Linked DNA regions of Mus musculus: region 2 is linked to region 1. The links are chromatin loops, found by intact Hi-C in ENCODE. Cell type or tissue: left cerebral cortex. All regions are shown on one strand. Links, peaks and the distances in the headings refer to the core of each region. The heading gives the core; the rest is flanking DNA.

Region 1 (10,165 bases), core at 805-8,804:
ATTCAGTGTTTTCCATCATTAGTTGACCACACTCATTTTTTGGTGGTGGTGTTTTGTTTTGCTTTGCTTTATTTTTTTTCAAGACAGTGTTTCTTTGTGTAGCCCAGGCTGTCCTGGAACTTGCTCTACAGACCAGGCTGGCCTCAAACTCACAGTGGTCTGTCTGCTTTTGCTTCCTGAGTGCTGGGACCAAAGGTGTGCACCACCACCTCCCGGCTCACACTCATTTTTTTTTTAATATAATGCCTATTACTTCAGTACATACATGTGATGTCCTTCAGAAAACTCTTGACTGGAGAGATAAAGAGATTTCTATCTTCTTCAAGTGGGTTTTCCATAAATGTTACTACCGTCCACGGAGCAAAAGGGGGGGGGCTTCATTGTATGAAAAGTGTGTTCTTTGTCAGAAGCTCAGTTTTCGTGATATCATCCGAATGTTTTGAAGTTGGTCATCAGCTAAATGACAGTGACCAGCAACCTGGACAAAAACAAACCACACAAGCTTTAAAATCTCCGTTTGCTCATTCCCAGCTCTAACGTGCGGGATAAGTGGCATTTTTCAAGGCTTCCTGTGGGAACTGAAGGACAGTGCCGATGGGAAACTCTGACTACACTAGAGGACTCTGGCCTGGTGACAAAGCCATTCCTCTGGAATAATGCTGTCCTCCAGGTGTTAAACAGAAGTGATCACAGTGCTCGGCCCAGTTGAGCAAGCAGTGCCACCTGAGCCCAGACCCAACCAGAGCTGATTCTTATTTCCAGAATAACTTTAAGGACACAGGAAGCACTTAAGTGAAATGACCTAGGCTTAGAGGAAAGGGAAGGTAGGGGGATCAAAAGATCACCTGCCTCAGAAGATTGATGGAAAACCAGTGCTCACAAAGGAAATGAAAACTACTGTTGCTGTTAGAGAGGCATAAATAAGCTCTGTGCTGCTAGAGGAATGCAACCTGGTTCTCTTCCACATTTATTTCTCTGGGGTGTGTGTGTGTGTGTGTGTGTGTGTGTGTGTGTGTGTGTGTAAGAGAGAGAGAGAGAGAGAGAGAGAGAGAGAGAGAGAGAGAGAGTGTATGTGTGTGTGAGTGTGTGAGTGTGTGTATGTGTGTTCACTCAGAAGGGTACACAGGACAACTTTTGATTGTTGGTTCTCTCCTTCCATCCTGTGGGTTCTAGGGATGGAACTCGGATCCTCAGACTTGGGAGCAAGCACCTGGACCCTGTGAGCCATCTCTCTGGCTTGAGAGAGACAAATCTAGACATGACGGTAAAAGGCACAAAACCTCACTCACAGAACTACAGGCAGGTAAATCCTTTCAAAATTACCTCAACAGAAAATAAATAAAGCCAAAGAAGGCACAGAGGTTGCTGAAAGACAGAAGGTTTATCATAGGCCAAGAGAACATGAGAAAAGCCAGATAACAGAACTAAGTTGCACGCAACAAGATGATAAGCCTGGAAGAAATCAGCTGTGTCTGCTGAGAAGCACTTCTATTGCTCAAAAAGCTGAAGTAGACAACAGGAGCAGCATCTAAACCCAGACACTGATAAAAAGCAAAGCTTGTGACTATGGAACAGAAATCCTCTGCTCACAGAGACACATTGGCAGAGCATTTCCAGAAGGCAGATAGGGAATTATATCAAATCAAGAGAATATACACATTGCTATATTAAACTAGTTCCCTTTGGAAAATCACCCTGAGGAGAAAACCGCACAAAAGCAAAAAACAGGATATTTGTCACTGTGTACTAATGGTATTTCAGAAGAAAAAAAAATTCAGGGGCTGAAGAAATGGCTCAGCAGTTAAGAACACGTGTTAAATTCCCAGCACCCTGGGCTGGTGAGATGGCTCAGTGGGTAAGAGCACCCAACTGCTCTTCCGAAGGTCTGGAGTTCAAATCCCAGCATGGTGACTCACAACCATCTCACCATCTGTAACGAGATCTGACTCCCTCTTCTGGAGTATCTGAAGACAGCTACAGTGTACTTACATATAATAAATAAATAAATCTTTAAAAGACCTGTGATGATCTCAGGGGATCTAACACCTTTCTCTGACCTCTGTAGGTGCTGCATGCACATAGTGTATATGCATATATTTAGGCAAAACCCTCACACATGAAATAAATTCTTTAAAAATCCCCCCTCCCCCTCAAAAAAAACAAAAACAACAACAACAACAACAACAAAAAAAACCCTCAAAACTAGGGGCCAGGCTTGCAAAATGTCTCAGTGGGTAAAGGTACTTTCTGCTAAAACTGATGATATGAGTTCAGTGTCCAGGCCCCATATGAGAGAAGGAGAAAACTGACCCCTGAAAGTTGTCCTCTGACCTCCACATGCAGGTTCCCCTCCTACTTAACATAAATGAATGTAATAAAAAATAGGAGACAGGTTGAATAAATCATGGTTTATAAATAATACAAATAGTTGTTATCCTTGAACAATCACGGCATTAGGATTTAGTGGTAGAATGCTTGCCTAGAATATGCAAGCTCTGCGTTCAAGCTCCAGTGCTACTAGATGAGGAGGAGGAGGAGGAGGAAACAACCTCAGTGTTCTCTACAGTTACTGACCCAGAAACCTATCCACCTCATATTCTGAGAGAAAATATCAGCTACAGGACCAAAGAGATGACTCAATAATTGAGAGGATGCACTGTTCTCACAGAAGATCCGAGTTCAGTTTCCAGCACACACAGCAGGCAGCTCACAACTTCAGATAACTCCAGCTCTAGGGGGGTCTGATGCCCTCTTCTGGCCTCTTAAGGTACCTGCACTCACGTGTTCATGCTCCATCCCACGCAAACACACACAATTTAAAAATAAAATAAGTCTTGGGCAGAGTATGGTAGCACATGTGTTTAATAGCACCAGGGGCAGGACAGTCTCTGTGAGTTGAAGGCCACAGTGAATACTTGTCTTTTTTTAAAATTTATTTAATTTAAGTACACTGTAGCTGTCTTCAGGCACTCCAGAAGACGGCATTAGATTTCGTTACAAATGGGTGTGAGTCACCATGTGGTTGTTGGGACTTGAACTCAGGACTTGTCTTTTAAAAAAAAATCTCAAAATGCAGCAGTTACAGAAACACTTGTAAATTGTAGTCCTAAGCATGGGAAGGAGTAGACATACTGGGGTACACTCTGCACAGAGATGTCTAATGAATACTCACTGGAATTTCAGTTCCTGCTCTGTGTGATGGGATTTCAGGGGAATTTGTATTTTCTTCCTATAAATCTTGGGTGAAAACATTAGTCATGAGAGGTCTAAAGTCCTTAAGACTTAAAACTGCCACACCAGGCCATGAGGTCCCAGATGCCTTTGTGGTTCATTTCTGCCATTTCCCCAGCAATAAACTTCAGGGAGGGAAATATCAGAAAACCAAAGTTCAGACAGGCGTCTGCCTGAAGATCCTGACAGAGACTAATTATGGAGATCCCCCAGGTGTCCTGTCTGGGACAGGGCTGAACGATCTGGAACTGCAGTGAAGGAACCACTTCATGTAGACAGACCTGTCTCTGTTTGTGTATGAACATATACTTTTGCTTGTTTGCTTTTCTTTTTGAGTCAGGGTCTCACTATAGCTTAGAATGTTCTGGACTCTTCACTAAGTATCCTAGGCTGGCCCTGGACACAGAAATCTCCCTGTCTTGGCCTCCCAAGTACTAGAATTATAGCATGCCTGGTTACATGGGTTTTTAAAAAATTGTTGTTAGATAATCATTTTACAATTTATTTATTTTATGTATATGAATTTTTGCATGTCTATATGTTTGTGTACCATGTGCATGCCTGGTCTTTGATACTCTAGAGCTGGAGTCAGTGACAGTTATGAGCCTCCCCATTACTGCTGAGCACAGAATCTGGGTTCTCCATAAGAGCACCCTTAACAACTAAGCCAGCTCCCTAGCCCCCATATATTTTGGTTTTGTTATTGTTGGGGTTTTGTTTTTGTTTTTGTTTTTTTGAGACAAGATTTTTCTGTGTAGCCCTGGCTGTTCTGGAACATACTCTGTAGGCCAGGCTGGCCTCAAATTCAGAGATCTGCCTGCCTTCCTGCCTCCTGCCTCCTGCCTCCTGCCTCCTGCCTCCTGCCTCCTGCCTCCTGCCTCCTGCCTCCTGCCTCCTGCCTCCTGCCTCCTGCCTCCTGCCTCCTGCCTCCTGCCTCCTGCCTCCTGCCTCCTGCCTCCTGCCTCCTGCCTCCTGCCTCCTGCCTCCTGCCTCCTGCCTCCTGCCTCCTGCCTCCTGCCTCCTGCCTCTGTGAGTGCTGGGTGAGCACCACCATGCTCAGCTGCTCCATATGTTTTTATCTGATTATTATTATTTTATTACTTCCCTGATGTCTGCAATAGAATTTCTCAAGCCAGACGACTGTGGTGGGTGGTTCTTGAGGCAGCCCATAGAATGATCAGCTACACAAAATGGCTGACTGGTGATGAGAGTCCTTGCTGTAGTAGTTCTGTCTGTGGCAGTGTGAGTGGTGATAGAGGAGCTCCCCCACCCACACCCCACACACATGATTTTTAGCTATTGTTTTCCCCTGTTTATTTATTTGTTGTTTGAGACAGGGTCTCAGATAGCCTAGGCTAGCCTCAAACTCACTATTTAGCTAAGGATGACCTTAACTCCTGGTCTTTCTGCATCCACCTTCTCAGTGTTGGAGTTATAGTTATGGCCAATTTATGGGCCCACATTTATGGAGTTCTGAGGGTCCAACTTAGGGCTTTGTGCTGCTAGGCAAGCACCCTACATCCTTAACACCTCCCCTTTTAAAGAAGATATTTAATTTTTTAAAAAGATTTATTTATTATAAATAAGTACACTGTAGCTGTCCTCAGATGCACCAGAATAGGGCGTCAGATCTTATTACAGGTGGTTGTGAGCCACCATGTGGTTGCTGGGATTTGAACTCAGGACCTTCGGAAGAGCAGTCAGTGCTCTTACCTGCTGAGTCATCTCACCAGCCCGAGATTTAATTTTTAAAAAGAGTATTGATTTTATAAAAACAACAAAGCTATTGGTGGGTTGGGATTTTTTGTTTCTTTGTTTGTTTGTTTTTTTGTTTAGATTTTATTTATTTATATGACTACACTGTAGCTGTCTTCAGACACACCAGAAGAGGGCATTGGATCCCATTACAGATGGTCATGAGCCACCATATGGTTGCTGGGAATTGAACTCAGGACCTCTGGAAAAGCAGTCAGTGTTCTTAACCTCTGAGCCATCTCTCCAGCTCAACAAAGTTATTTTTACTTATCTACACACACACACACACACACACACACACACACACACACACACACAAACCTTATTGCTCCGTTAGTGGTGCAATTTATAATTGTCCACCAATTACACAGGGCCGGGCGTGGTGGCGCACGCCTTTAATCCCAGCACTTGGGAGGCAGAGACAGGTGGATTTCTGAGTTCGAGGCCAGGCTGGTCTACAAAGTGAATTCCAGGACAGCCAGGGCTATACAGAGAAACCCTGTCTCAAAAAACAAAAAAACAAAAAAACAAAAAAACAAAAAAAAACACCAATTACACCTCAATAAACTATGTTGAGTTTATTTGGGTCCCTTAAAACTAGACTTACATATAATAAATAAATAAAAAAAAAAAAAAAAAAAAAAAAAAAACTAGAATGCCTTGGTCAAAAGGGGGCGCTGTTGTGCACCACAAGCAAGTGACTTTTCCTAGCTGGATTTTCATTGTCGGCCTGGACTGTTGCTAAGCTGCTCTCAGATGACAGACTTCTTGTTTACAGGAATTAAAGAAGGCAATTAAATAATTATAGGCATGAAAATGGAGGCAAACAGACATGCCAAGTTCTAGATTAAAACTAGGGGTTGTGGAAATAATTCCAGGCAAACAAGCAACGATTAAGCCACCGAAAGGAGGAGGCAGCGGCAGGACAGAGCAGTGCTCGCTGCCAAGAGGATGGGGCTCTCTGGTAGCAAGGCAGAGTTATGTGGCTGATTTTGTGAACCGCTTGGCGTCAGTGCAGGGACAAACACTCTTTAGACTGACTACAAAGCCAAAGGCAGCAGAATTGAAGTCGGAAGACAGACCTCTAAGCTGGGATAGAGTGACCCTTGGCTTTGACCCACAGAGGGCGAATTGTCCCCTGGTAGCTCATCAGGACAATTTGGGGCAATTGGGTTTTTGTTTGTTTGATTTCCCCTGCTTTGGGTCTGTTTTCTTGCTTGCAAAATTAAATCCATAAGTCTGCCTTGCCTCCTTTTCCGAATAAAAGCAAAATATTGAAGTAAAAACCGAAAAGGTAATGGGATTCTTTCATTTGTGGTTCCTAGATTTAATATAGATTATATATAGAAGATTTTATATAGCTTTAATATGCCTAAAATCATGCATGGATATTTGATATCACAGTAGAAACCAAACTTCCTAGGGGAACAAAGGGGATTGACAGGGAGAAGGGGAGCAGGGCTTATGGGAATATACTCAACATGCAACCATTACCTAAATAAAGATGTCACTGCGGCTGGAGAGATGGCGCAGCAGTCAAGGCCCTTGCTACTCGTGTGGAGGACCTGAGTTCAGCTCCCAGCACCCATGTTTGGTGATTCACAGTTATTCGTAACTCCAGTTTGTGGGGATCTGATGTCGACTTCTGGCCTCCAAGAGCAGCCATATGCATATGTGCAAGCATACACACGTAAATAAAAATAAAGAAATCTATTTTTAAAAAATGTTCTTATGTAACAATACCATGTATAAGGGATATACACAATGGACATTTTTAATAATAATACATAAATAATCTAAAGTACAGGGGTTTGCGAATGTCAGAACTTTAAGGCAAATCCAACAATTTAACAATGCAGGTGGTCATCTAGAGTTCTTGGGTGTTTGGCAAGGTGCATGGCCTCAGGCCCGTGCCTCTCCCAGACCTCTGTGGCTACTTCTGATGGATGAGTACACTGGTAAATGGTTCCCCCACCTGAGCTTCCAGTCTCCTTATCAGCACATGACTCCTATGAGGTCAATCTTATCAGCCTCATCTTGGAGCTGTGTACAGAAATAGCACAGAGACTTGAGATTTGAACCCAGAGAGCCAGTATCGATGTCAGACAGCCTCTCTGATTAGCTGGAACTCACTCATTAGGCCAGGCTAGCTGCCCAAGGAGCCCCAGGGACCCACCCATCTCTGCCTCCCCAGTGCTGAGATTATGCGCACGCACGGCTATACCTAGCTTTTTTTTGCACATGGGTTCTGGAGACTGAATTCAGATTCTCATGCTCTTTGAACTGCACCACCTCACCCCACAGCACACTCTACTATTTTTTTTCATATGTCTAATAAAGCACTAGATATATGTATCTATTTAAGTTGGAATTAATCAAAATTCAAGAGAATAAAAATGTAATCGCTAGCTACCTACATTTCAAATGCTCAGTAGCCAGGTGTGGCTGCTGTATCAGCATGATTGTTTTAAGACATTTCTGTCTTCGCAGAAGAGTCTAGTAGGCAGTGCCGATGGCACCGCAGTAACTACTGGTGTCAGCAACATAGAATCAGAGTCTTTCCTTTCTCTTAGCTCTGCCCTTCCTTTATCTCTACCATCTCATTCTGAATATTCTTTTCAGAGCCTCTATATTCTTCCTAAATGCATGTCCGAGGCTGGCTTGCTGACTCTGTAAAGCACTCAGAATCCTGGGGCAGCCCTGGGATTTGATGACAAAGACAACGGCTGGCTCTGTGCCCAAGCCCAGAGACAGCAACTCTGAAGCAATGTGCACTGACGGCACCAGAGTGGGCAGCAGACACCCCTGCAAAGCTGCTGCTTGTCTGCCAGATCTGCCGAGGCACAGAGGGGAGAGGAAGTCAGAGGGGAAGTGAGGGGTCCGGAGTGGCAGGGCTAATGACACCCAAACTCTGCTGACTCCACTGTCTTTCTCTAGCTATTCCAGGCACAGATGTACCCTCCACAACCAGGAAGGACAGACAGTTCATTTGCCCTTGAACTTAGTAATCACTCAAAGCACTCAATGAGTAGGAATTGATTCGATCCTGGACTGAGTTACACATAGAAACTGACTCTCCCTGATAGTGTCAATTCTAGTTATAGTGGGAGCTAGGTGAAGTTGAAAAGTTGGTCAGATGGTGTTTTGCTGGGGAAAACACTTGAAGGAGCGTTTCGTTAATGTGGACACAGATGTGAAAGGTTAAGGCAGACACGTGAAGAAACATTTTGATGGAGCAGACACAGGAGAGGATGTTCTGCTAAAGCAAGCACATGTAAGAACATGTGATGAAAGATTCTTTGCTACGTGAATGTATTAGTCTGCCTTACATTGCATAGTTGAGCTGCATTTGTCGGGACTCCATAGAGAGAGAGAAACGCACCAACAATTTTCTGGTGGTGTGCTGCAGTTTGTTGCCATTTCCAAGGACTCGGGCTGACTGGATACAGGTGCTGAGGCAAGACACAGGGAGGATACGTGATATTTGGAGGCAACACATGTGGAGGACACATGATATTTGGAGGGGATAAACAGGACTCCACAGAATGACAAAGGCTGAGCTAGGCTTGCTTTTAGAGCTAGCTGTGCAACGCTTGTGGATCTCTCATCTTCGCTGATCTTCACTTCCCTGAGAGAGGCACAGCTGAGTATTTCTGGAGTTCCTGCCGACTTGAGCCAAGGTTGAAGCCTGGCTGTCTCTCCTAGGTTGTGCCACCGCAGTTGCTATCCCGACTCTACCAAACTGGACTGCTGGTGTATCCGTGAAGTGTTTGAGAGTGGATGGAGCTGCTGCTGCTGCCTGCTAACCTGTGAACTGAACTGCTGATTTCCAGACAACTGCTGATTTTCCAGATGTGAGTTGCTCCGAAGAACCTTTCTAAACAGGTCCACCTCCCCGTATTCTTTCTTTTCCACTACCTTTAGTGGGCGGTGGGCTACAAAGGAGGTTAAAGCATTTAAGAACCATTATTGAAAATAGGATTTGAAAAAAATTAAAGTTATAGCTAGGTGTGTAGGCTCATGCCTGCAATTCCAGTACTCAGGAGGTAGAGAGAGAGGACCCAGAGTTCAAGGCTAGTCTGGGCTATGTAACAAGACACTCAGTGTGTGTGTGTGTGTGTGTGTGTGTGTGTGTGTGTACACTTATATGTGTATACATGCATGATGGAGAGCTGTGCCATGCGCTCATGTGAAGGTCAGAGGACAGCTTTGTGCAGTCCCTTCTTTCCTTCCACTTTTGCATGGGTCCCAAGAATTGAACTCAGGTCACCAGGCCTGTGTGGCAAGCTCCTTTACTGATGACCAATCTTGGCAGCTCAGGAAAAATGTCCTGAAGAGACACACCTTGCGTGCCCCTCCCTTTGGTCACCAAACAGTGGCTCCTAGGAATTTGGAATTTCCATAGGTGTCTCATGTTGGGAGAAGAAAAAGGCTGAAGCCTGGTGCTAGCCAGAGGGTTGGGAGTGACAGGTGGGGTGGGGTGGAGTGGGGTGAACACAGCAATGAATGAAGACTTGTCTCCAGGAAGAGATTTCACATGGTTCTGACACCTTACGGAAGAGATGGGAGCTGAGACAATGGTGGGTCAATGACAGGGGGAGCACATCGTGATCAGGATTACTCAGGGATGCACACCTCTGCTCTTCTATTTAAACTCATGTCAGGATCCCAAAGATGGACTTGGAGGTCAATAGATGGCTTTAATAGTTCCTCTTCCCCAGAAGGCCACTTTTGAATAAGTGTCTCCGACTTTCACCACTGCCTTATGATTTGGACGACTGTGGGTGAGTGGCCCAGTGTAGCTCCTTAGCGCTGCTGAAGCCTGGGCTCTGATTCTAACACCTCTAGTGACATGCCGAGGCCTAGTCACCAACGTTGCAGTGTTGACAGGTGAAGGGCCATTTAGAGGTGACAGAGGAAAGCCGTGAATTCTAACGCTAGTAGGACTGGGTTAGTGATAGCAAGAACAAGCTAGTGTCAGGCTGCCTCTATCCCTGCCCTCTACTTCCTAGGTGCGCACTAGACACTCTTACACATGTTTGCTTCCTGATGTCCCTGCTGCCTGCTGCATCAATTTATGACACAAAAAGAGACCCTCACCAAAGGCAGCAACCCAATCTTGAACTTCCTTGTCTCTAAAACTATGAGCTAAATCAATCCATTTGCTTAATAAATGGCA
Region 2 (10,165 bases), core at 1,014-9,013, 420 kb before region 1:
CATCTGAGACCTCTGGACCAAAAAAGTGCCTATCAGGCAGAATAAACTAATTTATGTTACAGAAATATAAAACTTAAAAAAATTTTCGCTGGGCAGTGGTGGCTCACACCTTTGATCTTAGCACTTGGGAGGCAGAGGCAGGCAGATTTCTGAATTCGAGGCCAGCCTGGTCTACAGAGTGAGTTCCAGGACAGCCAGGGCTACACAGAGAAACCCTGTCTTGAAAAAAAAAATCAGTTTCTTCACTAGTGAGATGTCTCAGCAGATAAGGGTACCTGCTGTACAACACAGATTGACTTTACATAAAATGTAATACATTAATTAGCTGGGCAGTGGTGGCACACACCTATAATCCCAGCATTCAGGAAGCAGAGGCAAGAGGATCTCTTGAGTTTGAGGCCAGCCTGGTCTACAGAATGGGTTCCAGTTCCAGGACAACCAGAGCTACAGGGAGAAACCCTATCTTGAAATTTGAGTCCCCCCAAATCAATAAATTAATTTAAAAAATTCTCAGTGTCTAGGTCAAGGTGCTGCATGGGTACCGAATGTCATTTTTGTAGGATCCAGGCTAGTGGAGTGGGGAATCTCTCTGGAACATTGTTGCTCAATGGAAAAAGGGGAGAGAGTCCTCTAGAAAGCCTCACACCAACAAATAACTCTTCCTGGAAGAAATGCTGTTGGTCTTGCCATTGGCCAGAACTAGTCACATGACCACACAGCCAGCGGAGGAGGTGTGCTATTCTTCAAGCTCTGAAGGCAAACACCAAGAACTTTTAGAATATATAAGCAACTTACCAGGAGGCTCTGGCCACCCCCTCAGCCCTAAATCCACTCCATCACCAGCTTCACCCTCATCATTTGGGACAGCTTTAGCCCAGCTCACTATCTACCTCTTTTGGCAGAAGTCCCTCCATAAGCTACTAAGCCAAGCCTGAGTCTCTACACACCTGCAGTCCTAACTTCTCTTGCTTCCATATGTGATCCCTTATGGTAGATAGGATGGATGAACTCTCTTTGTCAAGTTTATGTCCACATTTTCTCTAGGGACTCAGATGACCCATGTTGTCTTGCCTCCCTCACAGATAGATGGGTGGTGGCCATGTGTCTGGGTTCCATTTGGCAGAATGTCAGAGTTTAATAGCACTGTTTCTTGGGATGGCTCACAATACTCCCCAACCCAGCCCCCTACCTACATGCTTTCTCTTAGCGTTGCATCAGCTAGATGCCAAAGCCTAGGGCATTGGCAGCCCAACATTAAAGATGGCAGAGCCCCCTGTCTTCTTTGGTTCCTGAACAACTGTGGAAGCAGAACTTGGCCTCTCCTTGACCAGAGGACTCTTGTACAGGTGAGATAAACCCTTTGGGGTTCTGAGTAGATGGGAATCTGAACATTTGTCAGGCAGGGAAAGGAAAAGCAGGCTCAAGACTTCAAGGTCAGCTGTCATTACCAATGTATACTTCCAGTTAACAAAGGAGACTGAGGTGGCTGGGGAGGTGGCTTAGTTGGTAGAGTACATGAAGAGACTTGTCTAAGAGTTGCAAGGCTGTGTTGAAAACAGACAAATAAGCAAATACCTATTGGTCTGATACTATACACACCATCAGGCAGTTGGATGATTTCTACACTCATACTAAACTAGACAGTCCTCTAGCTGGTGGGGACCAGTGTGTTCTGCCCTGGTCTGGCTTTGTAGGGTAACAGCGCCAAACTGGGCAGGGCATCTGGTGGCTTGCTTCTCTCTTAGGTTGATTCTTTCTCTGATAACCTAAGTGTACACGGACAGCAGGCTGCCTAGATATAGTAATACACGGTGGCTGCTTCCAGCACTCTATGGCCAGTGGAAATCTCTTGCCAGAGCTCTACTTCCCTGGTGTATGGCTTCCATCTTTCTCTGTCTGAGCATCAGTGTACGTATACTGTGGACCAGCCACAGTACCAACAAGCCTTCTTAGAGAAGCACTTTGGGAATGCAGAGCTCAGTGTCTACTGGATCATAACCTAAGCCTCATTAAAGGTTAGCCTGGGGAGGAGGGGGCAACTCTGCTGAGAGGCCCAGAATGGCGAATGTACAAAAGAAATTCCAGAGGATGAGCTGAAAGGATGAGAGTGCATTGCAGAAGCAGTCATTGCAATATTCTGTGTATTTACTTTTTATTGACTTATTTATGTTGACTTCAGTACAACATGCTTACTACAACACAAACAATGCAGCAGGATGCCAAGTAAGAATGCAGACGTTCTGTTCTCGTCTGCAGTCTCCTCTCATGGCCATACACTGCTTTTGATTGCTTCTCAGCCATTTGGCTTAAATCAAGAGAGCACCATTGGTAGTTTGTACGATCCCAAGAGTCAAAGATGATCCAAGGTTTGCAACTCTTTGGTAATCTGCATTATACCAGTTAATCCCAGCTGAGGCATCTTGGCTCGTAACTGAGGATAAAGACTGTTCTAGGCATCTTTTCCTTTCCTCCTGTTTCTTTTTCCCCTTCTTCCTTCCCTTTCTGTTGCTGTGATAAAACACTCCTAAGAGGATGCTGAGATGGCTTAGTGTCAAGGGAACCTGCTGCCAAGCCTGAGGACCCACAAGCAGAGAGTGGACTCCTCTTGTCTTCTGATGTCACATATGTACCGGGGCATGCACACTATGGCATGTGGATGCTACAAAAGAAACAGAACACCTAACAGGAGCATCTTAATGGAGAAAGGGTTTTTTTTTGGCCCACAGTGCCAGGAAGCAGTCCCTCATGGTAGGCATGAGGGTGCTGCAGGGAGGTAGGAGAGTGAGGCAGCTGGTCACACGTGTCCGCAGTCAGGACTCAGAGAGGGATGGTTGCTGCACTCTGGTTACATTCTCCTTTCTATACAGCCCAGGATCCCTCCCAGGTAATGGTACTGCCCAGTGAGTGAGTAATTTTACCTCAGTTGGTCTAATCAAAATAATCCCTCACAGACAGTCCCACAGGCCCACTTCCCCATGTGTTTCTAGAGCTCACCAAGTTGGCAGTTGAGATTAACCAACACATTTCCCCTTCAGGTCGTTTCCTTTTCTTTCTTTTGTTTTGAGAGGACCGGCCTCCATCTTAAAGGGAAAAAAAGCCTGAGAATTTGACCTACAGCAGAACACAAGCTATACCCATGTACTAGAAAGGCCCCACGGCTTGTCCCTGGCCAGAGTTACTACTCCCTAGCTACTTCCTAGCAACAGTTAATCAAAGATTAGTCTGATTGTTTCAGATGTACTTTCAAACTGTTTGTGATCAAATATAGTCTTGCTTCAGATCACCCACCCATCAGCTTATAGCCGTTCTATTAGATGCTTTCCAGACTGGACACCCCCTCCCTCACCCCTCGCTCGCTCCTATTTTCTTATAAAATGTGTCCTACTGAGGGTTCAGGGCTGCTCCCACTTTCCCTTCCAGTCCTGCTGTGTCAGAGTTGGGTTGGAGGAGAGCCTAAGCCTGAGCTTGTAATAAAGAAACCCTAAGGCTATTACATCGGAGACGGTTCCTTGGTGGTTTTTTTTTTTTGTTGTTGTTTGTTTGTTTTTTTTTTGGGGGGGAGGGGTGTTCATGAACCCTTCCTGGCACATTTTGCTGTGAACCCTTCCCGGCACAACAGTTGGGTGTGGGATGGAGAAAGGCTCTCTATGCAGCCCAGGGCCTCCACATCTTAATCCCCCTGCTTCGGCTTCTAGGTGTGCAGCTTCATGCCCAGTTTGTAACTTCTGTGTTCTTGCATTTAGTCCTAAAAGCACCACCTTGACTTCTGTTCAAAAATATGTTTTCCAGGAAAAGAAATGACGTAGGAAGGACTGAATCAACCACCCAGGACACACAGCAAGAGAGTGGCAAAGTTGACTTTGGACCTAAGCAGAATGGCTACAGAATTCTTATAGCATTGACCCAGCCATATAGCCTTGTCCTTAGTAAACACAGACACTTGTAGGATTCAGGGTACATTCTGTATGGCTGGCCGCAGGAACCCAATGGCCTACAGAATTGGAAACCATGACTCAGTTAATGACCTCACCATTTACCTAACTTCTGGAGCTTTGGCACAGGAGGTTCTGGGTCATGATGCCAATGAATTAGTGGTTCTAAAGGTTCTGTGCGTGTCTACAATTACCCCATTAGCTGGAGTCAACTGCTCTCACTTGGACCCCATGGCAGTGGGGTGCAGTGCTTGCTAAGATCACTTTGCTACCTGTATTAAGGGAGATTTCATTTCCTATATGTTGAAGGTTAATATTAATCTTTGATTTGCCATTCAGAACATTCAAGGAACTCTAATAACACAGTTTGCAATGATTATTCTGAGATGTTCTGCTAACTTGCTCTAATTTTACACTTATAAGGGTCTCAGCCAAATTTCCACTGTACCTGCCAGTAACTCTAGTGTTCTACCACTAGGAGGTGCTGTTTCATCGATTTTTTTTTTTCCTTTTTCTTTTTTTTTTTTTTTCCAAACTAAGTGCCTCACTTGATCCCTTCCATGGGAATATCTGATAGTGAAAGCCTTGGCCTTTCACATACCACTCTTAAAATGTATCCAATTACTGGAGACAAAAAAGAAACAAGCAAACAGGTTAGTGTTTTAACAAAACCTTTGTTCAAGGAGCTCAAGGGTCTGGATACTTCCACATTAATTAGAAGCTAAGCTTCATTGATTAACACCAAAAAAAGAAAATAAATTCCTGAGTCTTGAGGCGGAGTAGAAGAAAATTCAGTCATCTGGCTCGCCAATTACAATTCAAAAATAGAAACATTGCTCTTGTGGTTTAATTTTTTTGATTGATTTTCTTTGATGAGATTAAGTTTTTGTCCATCTTGTAGGGATGTTTCAGCAGGTCTTGATAAATATTTTTTTTCCCGCTGGATAAATTCATCACACAGAGCTTTCCTGTTTACTCTGCTTTGTTACTGCACAGATCTGAGTTGGGGGTGGGCAAATCCCATTTTACATCTGTGTCAATAGACTAAGAGTTCTGAAATCAATAGAAATACAACAAAGTTTAAGGAGAAATGGGAAAGAAAACAAGGAATACTTGACCAGGATCCTGAACCTCCAGGTTTAGGATAAATTAAATAAGGAACATCTACTTATTTTCATTGCTTAATAAGTAAGGTAAAAGGCACGTGAAAGGGTACTTTTCTATCTGGTTAAAAAGCAAGAGAATACAGACAGAAACTAGAAATGGCACTTATTCCCAACTGTTTGCTTGTTTGCTTGCTTGTTTGTTTGTTTTCTGGGACAAAGCGTCTCTACCTGTTCTGGGGTGGCGTGAACTCCCAGCAATCCTTGCACCGCAGTCTCCCGAGCCCTGAGATTAAAGGCATAAGCCGTCACTCACTTGGGATCTAAGTTTTGTTTAAAAGGCCCTCCACACCACCACCGAGACTCTCATTTGAACAAGTAACTGGGATAAAGTGTGTCTACACCAAAGGGCCAGGAATCTTGGAAGGTCTTAGAATTCTGTCTACCAATTTTTTGTTTTTGTTTGTTTGTTGAGACAGGGTTTCTCTGTGGGACAACCCCTGCTGTCCTGGAACTCGATTTGTAGACCAGGTTGGCCTGGAACTCACAGCGATGCACCTGCCTCTGTCTACTGAGGGCTAGGACTAAAGGCATGCATCACCATGCCCAGCTACCAAGATGATTAAAAAAAAAAAAAAAAAAGAATCTCGGGCTACTGAGATGGCTCAGTGAGCAAAGGTTGCATGGCTCCAGCGCTGCGTCATCATCCTGAGCCCAGACTTCACGTTAGAGCCTTGCACAAAGCTGTCCCCTCCTCAACTGGGGGAGGGCAGCAAGGCCACACTTTATACTCCTACCCAACAGCCTCTCAGAAAGAGGAGGTGAGCTGCCAGGTGTGGTGGCCCATGCCTTTAATCCCAGCACTCAGGAGGCAGAGGCAGGCGGATTTCTGAGTTGGAAATAGCCTGGTCTACAAAGTGAGTTCCAGGACAGCCAGGGCTACACAGAGAAACCCTGTCTCGACAAAACCAAAAAAAAAAAAAAAAAAAAAAAAAAAAAAAAAAGAGGAGGTGAGCTATAGGACCCATTCTTAGGATCCCTGGGCTAGGTGAGAGGACTCCTGGCATCTCTTGAAAATCTGAATTGTGAATTTAAGATGTCAGCCCTCTCTGAGCCCTCCTTCACCTGGTGGCTTCTGTGAGCAAGCCTGACACAGTGGGCAGCTGGGCCCTGGGCAGCATGCCTCCTGTGCAGAGCTTTGATGGGCAGACTGTGAAGAGCTCATCTCTGTAGAGAGCTTGTATACACACACACACACATACACACACACACACACACACACACACACACACACACACACACACACACTTCAAGAGATATTAGAAGCCCCATGAGAGAACCAGCTTAGATTTTAGAAACCGTAAGAATCTTGTCTTGTTTACCATTTAGCTTTCAAGGCCTTATCTTTTGTGACTGGAAGGCATTTTGGTGCCCTTCCAGTCCCCTAACATTGTTCTTTAATTAGCTGGAGGCAGTACAGTGATCACAGAACACTTCCCTTTCTCTGAAGCTCCCAGCACCTGCCAATCCCTGATCCAGAAGCCAGAGGGAAGGGGAAGTCTTTGAGCCCTGGAACTGCAGTTATTCTCCGTGTATATAAAAGTGTAGACAGTAACCTGAAGCCGGCCTCTTCATTAGCGGATGCAGACTTACGGGCAACCCTACTTATTGGCTAATGCTGGCATGAGATTTATGATCCTGGTAACATGGAGTTTTTTGTCCATGGCCTGTTACATTCATCATCTGGCAGAAAAGTAAAAAGGAAAAACCAACTAAATAGGATATAGCTGATCAACACCAAGCAGGCCATGATAAACTACTCACAATACTTAAACTTCTTTTCCACAGTTATTTAATTTGTTAGCAGCTTTATGGACCACACAGTGCTCCCTTCAGAGGTACAGTTCAGGATTGGGGGTGTAGCTCAGTGGTAGAGCATGTGCTAGGCCCTGGGGTTAGTCCCCAACACCAAAATGGAATGAAATAAAAGTATGTATAATTGTAAATACACTCAACTAAATATAAACACAAATAACCACATTTATTTATTATAGTTATATACCTTCTATATTACCTATACAATTATAAACATACCCATAGTTATATATATAATTTATGGGTTATTATATTAACAGATATATTCAATTCTTCATAAATATGTTTAACGGCAAGTGTAACACACATTTTGGTCATCTGAAAAGTAAATCCCATTCTTTCAAAAAAATTACTTTTATTGATGTGTGTATGTGTGTGCCTATATATCTGTATGCATACCACATACGTGCAGAGCTTGTTGAAGGCAGATGTGGATGTCAGATCCCCTGTCAGGCTTGTCATGAGAGGCCTGGTGTGGGTGCTGGCAGCTGAACCTGGGTCTCTGGTAAACAGCAAGTACTCACAACTGCTGAGCCATCTCTCCAGCCCCACTCTTTGAGCTATCATCCCCCTGCCCCCTTTACTCAAGCACCCACAATTTTACTTTGTGAATTTATAACTGGCATATTGTGGAAGTACCTGCTTCTGTGTGACAGCCCTCCCTCCGGTTAGTGTAGACTTTCCTCCTCTTCAGCACTGGCTGTGAACCCCACAGGCACATGCATTCTAGGCACGTGCTCTGCCGCTAAGCCACACACCCATCTCCTAGCATAATGTTTTTAAGGTCTACCCATGTCATAGCGTATGGCATCGATTTTGTTTTAAAAGTTGTTGAATAGCATTTCATTTTATTGATAAACCATGCTTTATTAATTCACCACTGATGGATGTTTGGAAAAACTCACATCTCCACTATTATGCGAAATACTAATATAAGCATTTTTGTGATAATTTGGGGGTGGACAAATTTTGAATTCTACTTGATTTTATAATATTTTGTTTTTGAAAGAGCTCTTGCTTTAGAGAGATCCTGGCTGGCCTAAACCTCTACGTAGCCCAAGCTTGCCTAGAACATGTGGTGATCTTCCTGCCCCTGACTCCAGAGTACTGAGTTTACAGGGGTGCACCACTGTGCTGTTTTCTATTGGAAATATATGTATAAGTGGAATTGCTTTGGCAGATGGAAATTTCTCTTATTTTAAAAGAACAGAAAGGACTGGAGAGATGGCTCAGGGGTCAAATGCACTTGCTGCTCTTGCAGAGAACCTGGGTTCAGTTCCTAGCATGTTCACAACCATCTGTACATAACTCCACCACCACAGAATCTATCGCCCTCTTCTGGCCTCCACAGGTACTGCATATATATGATGGTCAAAACACTCATACATATAAAATACATACATTAAAAAAAAGAGCAGGAACACGTGCATGTGAGATATGTATTATATATTATAATTCAATGTGGTTGTCTGGGATGCGCTACAGTAACAAAACCCCTCAGATTTTTGTGGCTTCAGCAACATGGGAAGATTCCTCAACCAAACCATGGGTCCCCTTAGTCTATCTGTCATGCTCACCAAGAGAGCTGGCAAATGTGACTCCCTCTGGATTTCAGGGGGAAGTGAACAAAGCAGGTGGGATACTTATTCTTGCAGTGCTGAAGGACACCACTGACCTCTTTCCATACATCACTAGTCAAAGCACTTACTCGGTCACATTCAGTTCTGAGAGCAGAAAGTGGAAAGCCAGACATGGTGGAAAAATGACAACCTTAAGTAGATCTGTATGTGCATGTCCAAACATATATATGTTTATCCACATATCCACAACGACTTCAACTGTAGCAAAAGGAAGAGGGCCAACTCCAGCTTGTTGCAATATTGTTTCCTCGATGTGTTTAAAATCTGTGAAACCAATGGAAAAGCACACTCACAGTACATTGTGTCATCAGTGAGAAGGAAAAGGCAGATCTTGTTGAGATGTGTACTCCAGACATAGTTTACTTCAAGAAGAACAAACTGGGCCTGAAGAGATGGCTCAGAGGTTAGGAGAGCACGCTGCTCTTCCAGACGACTGGAGTTCAGTTCTCAGCACCTAATCTGGGCAAAGAGAAACTTCCCGTAACTCCAACCCCAGAAGATCTAGTACTTTCTGTCCTCTTTGGGCATCCGTACAAACACAAACATACTTTTAAAGAATTAAAAAGGAGCCATGCATTGAGGGCAGGGATTAGTCTGTGATAGTTATTTGTTGGCATGCTTGTGAGGGACCTTGTAGATCAGGTTCCCTGGGGCGACATGACCTACCTTCCCTCTGAGCAGCACCATTCTGTGGGCTGGGGCCTGGGCTGGAAAAAAAGAAAGTGAGCGAGTACGGTCACCCATTGTCCTCTGCTCCTTAATTCAGCTGCACTGTGACCAGCCACCTCACGCTCTGACACCATGGCTTCCCTGCCATGAAGGACAACACCTTTGAGCTGGGAGCTCAGATAAACCCGTTCTCACTTAGCTTGCTTTTTTCCTCTGTCTTCGATCCCAACTTCAGGAAGGTAGGTAGACCCCAATCTGTCCCCTTGTGTCACATTGTACTGCTTCACCTCAGGCTAGAGACAGGGTCAGCCAACCATGGACTGAAACCATGAGCCCAAATTTGTTGTTATCTGAGTCATTTCTCCTGGGGCTTTGTCACAGTGATGAAAAGCTGACTGTCACAAATGTTTGTGTGTTGTTTGGGTTTGCTTCCTAGGACTGCTGTGTCAAACTACCACACACTTTGGAAAACAGAATTATTCTGTCATGGTTTTGGTGGCCAGAAAGCCAAAGTCTAGCAGGACTCTCTCCGAAGACTGCATCCACAGAGCGGCTTGTCTGACCTGCAGGGCCAGTGGGAGGGGAAGTTCCAGGAGTGGCTGCACTGAGGAGGAATGGAGGGGATTACTCAGATACCTCCCCCAGCACAGGAGGAACTCAGACTGAACTCTCCTTGAGGCCAAACATGGACCTCAGGGAAAGTCCACGGACAACTCTCAAAGGACGAGGTGGGAACAACATACTGAAAAGGTGGAGCTTGTCTGTGGAGCTCCGAGAACGACAAGTGTCCCAAAGAGTCTGTGAGTGTAATTCAGAATTCTGATACCGAGCGCTGAAGGCAGGGCTTAGTCTGGAAAGAGCTTGCCTTGCAAACCCAAGGACCTGAGTTCGATCCCTAGAAACCGTGTAGAAAACAACCTGTGTATGCTGGTCATCTCAGAGGTAG

What was found. Hi-C counts contacts between places; a loop is a spot of excess contacts. Peaks named below come from ENCODE experiments on the same cell type or tissue, not always from the same donor. Only the 100,000 strongest peaks of a DNase experiment are listed, where the experiment ranks them.
Region 2: it touches region 1 in a loop (2.9-fold over the local background); 5 of 42 quality-filtered maps call a loop at or near these places.

Annotation. Positions count from the first base shown.
Region 1 is chr9:64,763,588-64,773,752 of GRCm38, forward strand. Gm36365 (a long non-coding RNA gene) reads left to right here and starts at 7,816. Exons shown (of 3, transcript XR_379558.3): 1 at 7,816-8,840. In left cerebral cortex, for the core only: a CTCF peak has its summit at 5,675 (motif pointing right); DNase peaks (open chromatin) are centred at 5,813 and 7,779; H3K27ac peaks cover 411 bases.
Region 2 is chr9:64,343,147-64,353,311 of GRCm38, forward strand. No RefSeq gene overlaps it. Among named protein-coding and RNA genes, the nearest start is that of Dis3l, 7.0 kb to the left of the region's middle. In left cerebral cortex, for the core only: CTCF peaks have their summits at 4,393 (motif pointing right) and 8,244 (motif pointing left); a DNase peak (open chromatin) is centred at 4,433.